Regions from separate parts of the Homo sapiens genome. Here region 2 is linked to region 1. Evidence: read pairs that join two places in POLR2A ChIA-PET (ENCODE). Cell type or tissue: CD4-positive, alpha-beta T cell. All regions are shown on one strand. Region 1 overlaps KLF12 (KLF transcription factor 12). Region 2 overlaps KLF12 (KLF transcription factor 12).

Evidence for each region. Peaks named below come from ENCODE experiments on the same cell type or tissue, not always from the same donor. Only the 100,000 strongest peaks of a DNase experiment are listed, where the experiment ranks them.
Region 2: POLR2A ChIA-PET joins it to region 1 with 6 read pairs; 2 of 35 experiments call an interaction of 5 or more read pairs at or near these places.

Annotation. Positions count from the first base shown.
Region 1 is chr13:73,712,773-73,717,772 of GRCh38, reverse strand. It overlaps KLF12 (KLF transcription factor 12), which reads left to right. Exons shown (of 8, transcript NM_001400136.1): 7 at 2,248-2,405. Among named protein-coding and RNA genes, the nearest start is that of LINC00393, 53 kb to the right of the region's middle. RefSeq lists an enhancer at 1,645-2,844. In CD4-positive, alpha-beta T cell, no CTCF peak of the experiment used is centred here; DNase peaks (open chromatin) are centred at 32, 1,722 and 2,092; H3K4me3 peaks cover 1,199 bases; H3K27ac peaks cover 4,138 bases.
Region 2 is chr13:74,042,920-74,047,919 of GRCh38, reverse strand. The region is part of intron 1 of KLF12 (KLF transcription factor 12); the gene reads left to right. Among named protein-coding and RNA genes, the nearest start is that of KLF12, 89 kb to the left of the region's middle. In CD4-positive, alpha-beta T cell, no CTCF peak of the experiment used is centred here; no DNase peak of the experiment used is centred here.

The DNA of each region.
Region 1 (5,000 bases):
ACTCCTTTCACGATAGACTCCGATCCCTGCAACTGTGAGTCAATTATGTGGAAAACCACAGATCCACATTGATAAGAAAGCTGAAAAAAGTGGCTTGGCCATACATAACATATGTTCTTTCATTCTACTGTGGTAGATCTTGCATAAAACTGTTTGAGACACAGGTAGATAAATGTTGTTTATATTTGACCTTACCTAACAGAAAGCTTTGTTTGCCTAATTTATTAGTAAAAGGGAGAAGGTACACTGAAATCTGAAGACACGTGTGCAGAAAGAGACTTTCAGAAAAAATTCACTGGAGCAATATGAAAGTGCAAATTACAAGTAGTCTATATGTCCGTCACTTGGGAAATGGCAATGAATATTCACTGGACTCCTGCCATGTTTCATCTAATTCCATAGTTGGCAAGCTACAGCTCAAGGACAGAATACAGCCCACTGTTTTTTGGTTTGTTTATTTGTTTTGTAGAGATAGGGTCTCTCCTTCTTGCCTAGGTTGGTCTCAGATTCTTGGGCTCAAGCAGTTCTCCTGCCTCAGCTTCCCAAAGTGCTGGGATTACAGGCTTGAGCCACTGTGCCTGGCCAGCCCACTGTTTCTGTAAACAAAGTTTCATTGGAACATAACGACATTCATTTGTTTATATATAATCTATAGCTGCTTTCATGATACAGTTGCAGAATTGATTAGCTACAACATAAGACTGTGTGGCCCTCGGTGTTGAAATAAAATATTTACTATCTAGCCCTTTACAGCAAAAGTTCACTGACCCCCGATCTAAGTTAAAATGTCTTCAATTGTAAAATGCACCGTTACTTTATGTACCACTAATAAAAAAAGTTATGCCAGTAAAACTGTAATAAGCCATCAATTTTAAGAAGCATTCTGATTTTGGAGATGGTTAAAATATTTTAAAAATAGATCTTAAAATTGGTAAGTTATAAGTATATAGCACTTCAAATAAATGAATTATGGCATTTATATCGACATGGATGAATCTCAAATGTTAAATGTTGAATTAAAAAAAGGAATAAAACAATTTGCAGAATGATATAAACAGCATGATATTATTCATATGACTTAAAAAACACACAAAAAAAATGAATGTCTGTAAATGCAGATTTGTATAGGTAGACATAATTTAAAAGAATTGGAAAGAGGTAAAGAAAACTCAGGATAGAGGCTCTTCCCTGGAAGGAGGAGAAAGGACCAGGATAATGGTGGAAAACAAGGGGGGAATTGATCTTTATCAGTAATGTTCAACTTTTAAAAGAGGTGATTTACCAATAAAAACTAATTTTTAAAAGCATCAAAATGTGAACAAGCTGGAAGAAAATATGTCAAAATATTAACTGTAGTACATTTTGTAGAGTAGAAATATGAGTGACTGCTTTTTTATCATATCTCACTGTAATTTTAAAGAATGTCATGGTACTAAAAAAGATGAGTCATATTATTTCTGTCTCAATCAAAAGAGATTAAGATTTTTTTAAGTACATGTTAGTCAATTACCTGACATTATAAACTAATCCTGTTTTTCTACTGGGGCATTCAGATTAAACAATATGCAAGTTAGGGCCAAATTTCTTAGTTAAAACTTTTTTTTATAATGGTGGTACAGCTAATCTTTAAAGACAATGCACGTTATTCCTCACCACAAAGAAACTCCAACTAGAAAAGTTAAATGTCAGGTGCGTTTCACCAAACAGAAATAGCTTGTCATGATTCATGTTACTGATGTCATTTCTTTCAGCCTGACTCCCTTGTTTAGAAATGTACCTTGTGATTTTACAGGAGTTTCTATGTTGTCACATGCAGTGCAGACCCTCTTGTTACTTATTAAATGTATCATTTTGTCATTTGTCTATAGCAAGCCTTCTTAAAATATTCTCTATCAGGATATTCAGAAATTCAAAACTGTGAGATGGTAATTTACCCCTACCAGATTGTTTCTTCTGATAATGAGGAAATACTCACCTACCACTGCTTTCATTTACTTTCAGTTTTTGTTATTGTTGTTTGAAGCATGTCTTTCTCTCCCTTGGAGTGTTTTGCCGGAAATAACTCATGCTGCCTGCCTTTCAGGTTTCGAAAAGTGAGATCTGCCCAAGATAGTGGTAGCAAGAACTGTGGTCATGGTGGCCTTGAGTCTGTGAAGCTGTAGTGTCTGAGACAATGTTCCCATGCCACCAGAACCAAAATGGGGCGGTGTGCATCTCACCGTGTAACTCCACTTTTTCTTTTTCCAGTTCAATTTCACCATTTAGTATTGAGAGCACAAGACGCCAGAGACGGTCTGAATCCCCAGACTCCAGAAAACGGCGTATCCACAGATGTGATTTTGAGGGATGCAACAAAGTGTACACAAAAAGTTCTCACCTGAAGGCTCACCGGAGGACACATACAGGTACCGCTCTGCAGGGCTTCTCACCTGTGAGCCAGTGAGAGTCCATAAAGCGCCGGCCACTTACCTCGGGAGCCTTTCGTACTCATTCATCCTGTGTACCTCTCAAGTCCAGTTCCCTCCTTCTAGGCGGAATGTATTCTCTCTCTCTTGAGAAAGAGAGAAACTTGAGAAACCAGTGAAGTATTTGAGCTTTTAAAATGTTGGGAACATAGTGATCTAGTAGTCTTTCTCACAGTCAGCATCACCACTTAATCATTATATAGGCTATCAGTTTTAAAAAATGTCCACGTGGCACATCAAAGAAGAAGCTGAACACAATTATTCTCTCTCTTAAAGTTAGTATTTTATCCATTCCTTTAGATTATGCTTTTTGCTCTCCTCAAAACTCTCTCCCAAATAGCAAATAGGTAAACAACTGAAAAATAAAAAATGACAGATACGTAGCATTGTGGGAAGTTTTTACAAACATTCAGGCATAACTCCAGTTGATTCACACTGGTATTTTTTTTATATAGGGAGAGGAGTTTTAGTATTGACAGTTTACAGAAAAGGAAATTGATACCACAATTGACTCACTGCCTTTGCCACTGTTCCCCCATCCATCTAGGAAATGAACTGGTGACTCTGCACTTAGCCCCTGCCCACCCCATCCTCTGCCTTCTGTGTCCCTCAGCTGGCATCCTCTGGCTTCCTGAGCTTCCAGTTCCTCCAGGATGCCTCCAGTGCAAGGCCCTGGCAAGAGACTGAAGATAGGAAGAGGGCCCCACAGTTCCACCACTTCTTCTAAGAAGAGTGGTGACTGGACTGCGTGAAGCCCAAAGAAGCCGATAGAGCAGGGAAATTCATTCACACATTCCCGGTAAAACATGGCTCACAGCAAGCAAGTCCAGTCCAGCGTCTTTCCTTGACAGCATCTGCCACTGACTGGAAGCTTCACATGTAACAGATTCCCATCTCAGACATGTGAAAAGAACTGTACTCTGTAAACTGCCTCCCAGCTTAGGTATCAAAATAATTGAAATTAGCATCATTTTCCATTTAGCCCATGTTCTCTCTCTGCTCCCTGTTCTTTTCCCTTTCCTACTTAATTAGAGACAGGGTCTCACTATGTTGGCCAGGCTGGTCTTGAACTCCTGGGCTCAAGTGGTCCTTCCACCTTGGCCTTTCAGAGTTCTGGGATTACAGGTGTGAGCCACTGCACCCAGCCTCTCTTTTCTACTTATTCTAGATTCTTCCTTTTCTACGATTCTGAGCTTCCCAAAGAGAGGTTTTTATCTGTTTCTTAGGCTCTATTTTTAAGTCAGTTCCTTTATCATTAAGGCAAAGAATGAGTGTGAAGACATGGAAATTGAGTAAGTATATTCCATCCTACCAGTAGATAGTGAACACAGATCATGGCAGGAAGTATGATTAGACCATATTACTGACTTTATAGGAGCATTTCTGTTTTTAAAAAAATGACTTTCTACAATGAATCATCACATATTTTGAGTTATTCCTATTCTCTTTGAGTTTTCTGGAATACATATTAGCCTCATTTTCACACAGACACCTCCACTCCTCTTACCCAAGTGATGAACAGTGAAAGAGAGGAAAATTTTTAATCAGGTACTATTAAAGGATTTAACTCCATGGCAGTATAGGATTGCATCTTACAGATTCTAACATACACCATGAGAGCAGAGGAGACATCATTTATGCATTGTAATTCAAAACAATCTGAACCTTGAATGCTATGCTGAAGCAGAATTGATTAGCTTGGCTATTAATACAATGAAATCACAGACTCTAAGGGTCAGAATGGACTTTATATGTTACAGTCTAGTGTTTCCTAATTCGGGGAACCCCTTGCGTGTCATATTTCGCAGAGAGCAAGTCACTGCTGTGCAGTTTTCTGCATACTTATGTGTATTTTAAAAAATTTGTTATTAACAACCAGATGGTTGTAGCTGTTATTATCTCTTTGGCACTTCTGGCTGACTATTGTTCCCACATTAGTAGTTTAACCAACTCTCCTTAAATGCTCTGAGTGGCCGCATATTCTTCTGCAACACAATCTGAAGACAGAGTTCTCCTCTCTTACAATGTCCAGTAGCCTCTTACGGTGCTGTTTAGGTCTTGGAACCTTCTGGTTGAACAGAATGGCTCTAATGATAATGCTATAATTTTCACTCACTGGCCCCGGTGTTCCTCTCAACACTGTCATGAACCAACTAACATCTTAATTCTCCAAATCAAACACCTCCAGTTTTCTCAGCCGTGTCTTTGTAGATACACTCCAACTGATCACTGTGTCTTTTTAAGTTTTCATACCACAAATTGAGGGAACATATCCTGTGAATGGACTTCTCTTAATACAGGCGTACCTCAAAGATCCTGTGGGTTCAGTTCCCGACATCCCAATAAAGTAAATATCACAAGAAAGGAAGTCACACAATTTTTTTGTTTCCCTATTACATTTAAAAGTTGTGTTTACACTATACTCAAGTGTGCAATAGCATTGTCTAAAAAAAGTACATAATTAAAAAGCACTTCATTGCTCACAAGTACTAACAGTCATCTGAGCCTTTAGAGTCGTAATCTTTTGACTAGTGG
Region 2 (5,000 bases), 330 kb before region 1:
GAAACTTCAGTAATGTCTAAGCCACTGTCCTTTTAAGTTTGCTGACACTTGCAGCCAAACCTAATCTTAAATGATACACTAACTGAAACTTGTTTAATCAAAAAAGCGTTTATGGAATGGGACACGTAAGAGGTGAAGCCGTGTTTAAGAACTGCTGCATGTGGCAATTTGACTAGTATCCTTAGTACTCTCTCTATTCACTTCTTGGTTACTTTATTTATTTTTGCCTCTGTTTGCTTTATCTTAGGCTATCAAAATGTGGCAGCAATACAGCTGCTGGTTGCCTCAAATTTCCATCATAAAGTTTTTTTTTTTTTTTATTTGAGATGGAGTCTCATTATGTCGCCCAGGCTGGAATGCAGTGGCTGGATCTCGGCTCACTGCAAGCTCTGCCTCCCGGGTTCACTCCATTCTCCTACCTCAGCCTCCCGAGTAGCTGGGACTACAAGCCCCCGCCACCACGCCTGGCTAATTTTTTTTTTTTGTATTTTTAGTAGAGACGGGGTTTCGCCGTGTTAGCCAGGATGCTCTCCATCTCCTGACCTCGTGATCTGCCTGCCTCGGCCTCCCAAAATGCTGGGATTATAGGGGTGAGCCACCGCGCCTGGCCTGGCTTTTTAAAGCAAGCACTTTTCTGATAATTTAACACTTGGCCTGGTCACCTATTTCCTAAATCAATCAAGGTGACTAAGGGGCAAATCCTCACAGCTGTTAGGCTTGGGTCATATGACCACTGCTGATGTGGAGGGGAGGGGACATCCTTACCCAAGCATGTAGACTAAGTGGCATTTCTCTGGCATAGAGGAGGACTGGTTGGAGAGGATTCTCGGAAGATAAATATACATCCAGTTGCATTATATACCATTTAGATTTCATAATGCTGTGGTTTAAAAACCAATATATATGTTAATTTCTTGATTTTTTTCCTGTTTTTCAGTAGTTCTTTCCTAAGAAAACAATGAATATTAAAGTCAATAATTTATAGGAGAATCAATGATAGTGAAGAGATAAAAAATAAAATTTAAGATATATAATTTGGTATTTTAAGTCTTATATGGTATAGTAAGGAAAATGCAAAATATTCTTTGCCTTTATAGGACACAGTAGTAATATCAAATGAAAGTATCTGTGGTTAAAAAAATCATAACATTTGTCTAAGTAATGATCATTTATGTTAGTTATAATGAAACATTCCTTCTTAGAGTGGTTGCAGTGTATTTATGCAAACTGTCACAACTACAGTTAAGAAACTAATAATCTTATATGATTCACTTCTGATTGTAATCTCTTACAGTAACTCTCTTTTTTCTAGTATCCTCTCCAAGGGTCCCACCCAGTGACATAGTTGTTCAGTCTTTTTTCTTTTCCTTTCTTCTTTTTTCCTGGATGGAAAAATTCTTTGGAAAGAACCCTCTGAAGTGAAATGGAATGCTTTCCTTTTTCAAAAAAGTGAAAAAAATGAAAGCCTATAATATTTATTTTTAAATTTATTTTAAATTTTTAAGTGGTGTAGCCTTTTAACAAACTATGTGTTTCCATAAACTTCTGAAAAATTTAACCTTGTATGGAAGGCAAGGCAGGAATTTTTAAAAATAAACTTTATTTTTTGGAGTTGTGGATTTGCAGGAAAATTGAGAAGATGGCAAAGAAAGTTCCTGTATACCTGATGCCCAGTTTCCCGTGTTGCTAATATCGTAGGTTGGTATGGGATCTTTGTTTCGATTAGTGAACCAATATTGATACATTAAATAAAAGTTCATATAGTAAGTCCTCATTTAAGTCACAGATAGTTCTTAGAAACCCAGAGTTTAAGTGAAACAACGTCTAAACATGCCAAATTTACTATAGACTGATTGATAGGAACAAGAGTTAAGTTCCTATGGCAAATTTCTGGTTACAGAAATATCACCCAGCTTCTAAATAAGGAACAAAACACTTCTAATATTAACCACTGAAATAAATAGGAGCTATACATACATTTCAGAAAGATTAATAAAAATCAATAAGATAATTACTCAGTTATTCCAGTTCAGGGCGGTGGCCAGAGCCCATCCTGGCAGCTTGGAGCGCAGGGCAGGAACAGCCCTGGACAGGATGCCCTCCCATTGCAGGTGACACACACGCACACTCAATCTGGGACCATGCAGACATGCCAGCTTCCCTAATGGGCACAGCTTTGGAGTGTGGGAGCTCGCTGGACTACCTGGAGAAACCCATGCAAATACGTGGGAGAACATGCAAACTCCACACAGACAGTGGCTTGGGCTGGGGATCTATTTTTTTTTTTTTTTCATTTTCGTCAATGCTGTAATCAAATGATGCTGAACAAAATGATGTTATCTGAGAACCTACTGTACTTTATTCAGATCTCCTCAGTTTTCATCTGCAGTCCCTTTTGAGTTCCAGGATCCTGTCTAGCATACCACATTAGGTTTTGTGATCACATCTGACTCCTCTTGGCTGTGACAATTGTTCAGACTTTCCTTGTGTTCGATGACCTTGGCAGTTTGAGGTGTGCTCGTCGGGTATTTTGTAGAGTGTCTCTCAGTCGAGATTCGTCTGATGCCCTCTCATGTTAAGTCTAGGGTGATGAGTTTTGGGAGGAGGACCACATAGGTAAAGTGCCGTTCTCATTACATCACATCAAGGGTACATACTGTCAAAATGACTTATCATCTCCATACTGACATTGATTACCTGGCTGAAATAGGGGTTGTCAGCTTTCTCCACTGTAAAGTTGTTCTTTTCCGTAATAAAGGATTATGGTCTTTATTACTGTTCTCTTGGAAGGAAGCCACTGTGTGGACCCCACACTTCAGAAGTAAGGAATTATACTCCACCTCCTTGGGTGTGAAGTATACACATAAATTATTTGGAATTATTCTGCTTAGGAGATTTGTCTCATCCCCCTTATCTATCTACCTACCTATCACATCATTTTTATATCAGTGTGGATTCATGGATATTTATTTTATATTGTGGATTATAATCCAGTACAACTTTATTTTGTTGCCCAATTTGTTTTAGCTTTGGCCATTGGTAACTTTTTTTTTTTTTTTGAGACTTTCTGTTTTTGAGATGGAGTTTCACTTTGTCACCCAGGCTGGAGTGCAGTGGCGTGATCTTGGCTTACCGCAACCTCTGCCTCCCGGGTTCAAGCGAATCCCTTGCCTCAGCCTCCCGAGCAGCTGGGACTACAGGCGCCCGCCACTACATCTGGCAAATTTTTTGTATTTTAGTAGAGACGGGGTTTCACCATGTTGGTCAGGATGGTCTCGATCTCCTGACCTCGTGATTCACCTGCCTTGGCCTCCCAAAGTGCTGGGATTACAGACGTGAGCCACCATGCCCAGCTTGCCATTGGTAACTCTTTTAGTTGACTTTTGTATCTCTCTGACATATCTCCCTTATTGTATGTCAAACATTTTTTTTTAATTGTACTTCTCTACTTTCTGGTACTTTCAAGATGTGCCATACTCATACCCATACACCATCTTATATATCTCCTGCCTCAGTCCTGGAATCATTCATTTCATCACAGAGCCCTCGTTCCTCTTATTGACAAATGGTATTAGAAACCAAGATCTGGGTGCGGGGTGTGTTTGTTGCCACTGGGGTGTTGCAAGGCAGGCATTTTTATTATCCCATTTTACAGATGAGGAATGGGACATCTCAAATGACAGTGCTAGTGAAGGAAGAGGGTGGGGCGGTTGTGGTCAGTGTGTGGAGTAGGGGTCTTGTTTCTGGGTAGCTTCCTTTTCATTCCTCTTCAGTGTGCAGAGTTTTTCTCTCTCACTGATACTTTTACAAGGTAGTTTATATTCCTGGGCATTGAATCATTCATCTAAGGGCAAGGTATAAGAAAGTTTGTATTAATATTCTGACTGGAGAAATTATTTATTGACCATATCATTCTTTTTGTTTTTTGCAGCTTTGCCAGCAGGCATAGAAATGAAATATTATGTATTAAAGAATATTGTATATTGTTGGTAGCAATAAGAATAGATGCAGAATTCTCTGCAAGATTGTTAGTAAAGATAGAATGCTGTAGGAGTGTTTAATGAATTGAATGCTCTCCCACTCTTCTTTCAACCCACACAGCAATTGCTGTGAGGACCTGCCTAATTTGCCAAAACTAGATCCATTGCCCAATTTTTACAATTTTAGTCTTGATTGAACACATAAATATTATGTTGAGTAGAGAAATGTATGCTTTCCTCAAGGAATTCTAAGGGAAAAACTTAAATTCAGTCACATACTGCTGTTATCCCTTTGTATTAATTAATCAATTTGTGCTTTTAAGAAATGGGAGCTTGGTAGCTTTTATGGGTTGTCGTAGTCAAGGACCAAGATATTTGTATAATCCTGATTCATTACATTTTAGCGAAATATCAAAAATCAGTCAAACCATTACAAAAGCAGAGTGTACACACACACACAGAAACATGCACGCACACATGTTAAATTCCATTTTCCCACTGGGGCCTGTTACATGTTTGTACGGAAGTTGGAATGAGTTTTATACTTGTCTTAGTTTCGTTACTCCTGTTTTAGCACAGAATGGCCTTAGATCAAGCTATTATGAATTATCTTTGTCCTCTATCCCCATAACCATATTTACTCATCAATAAACATATTCCTTTGAAGCATTTGAATGCATTAATTTTTGAGGTTTGAAACATTTAATCTGTCAAAGGATTACTGTCTTTATTTTCCTCTGACCATGAGTGGGATACTTACGCAAGCTTCAGCAGTGCTAGACCCTTATTTCATTCAGCCTTTGAAATTTACAGAATTAATGAAAACATAGTATCTCATGAAGGGAATCTGTTTAACCTCATGGAGAGATTTTTCAGTCTGTCCGATCTTATTTATCATGTGTGGAATCTTTTTGCCCTTTCTTTTTTGTATTAATATTGGAATAATCTTGTGAAAGATCCCCACTAAACTTTGCTACTTTCTTGAATCCTTATTCCTATTTCCCTAGGTTTCTTCCTACT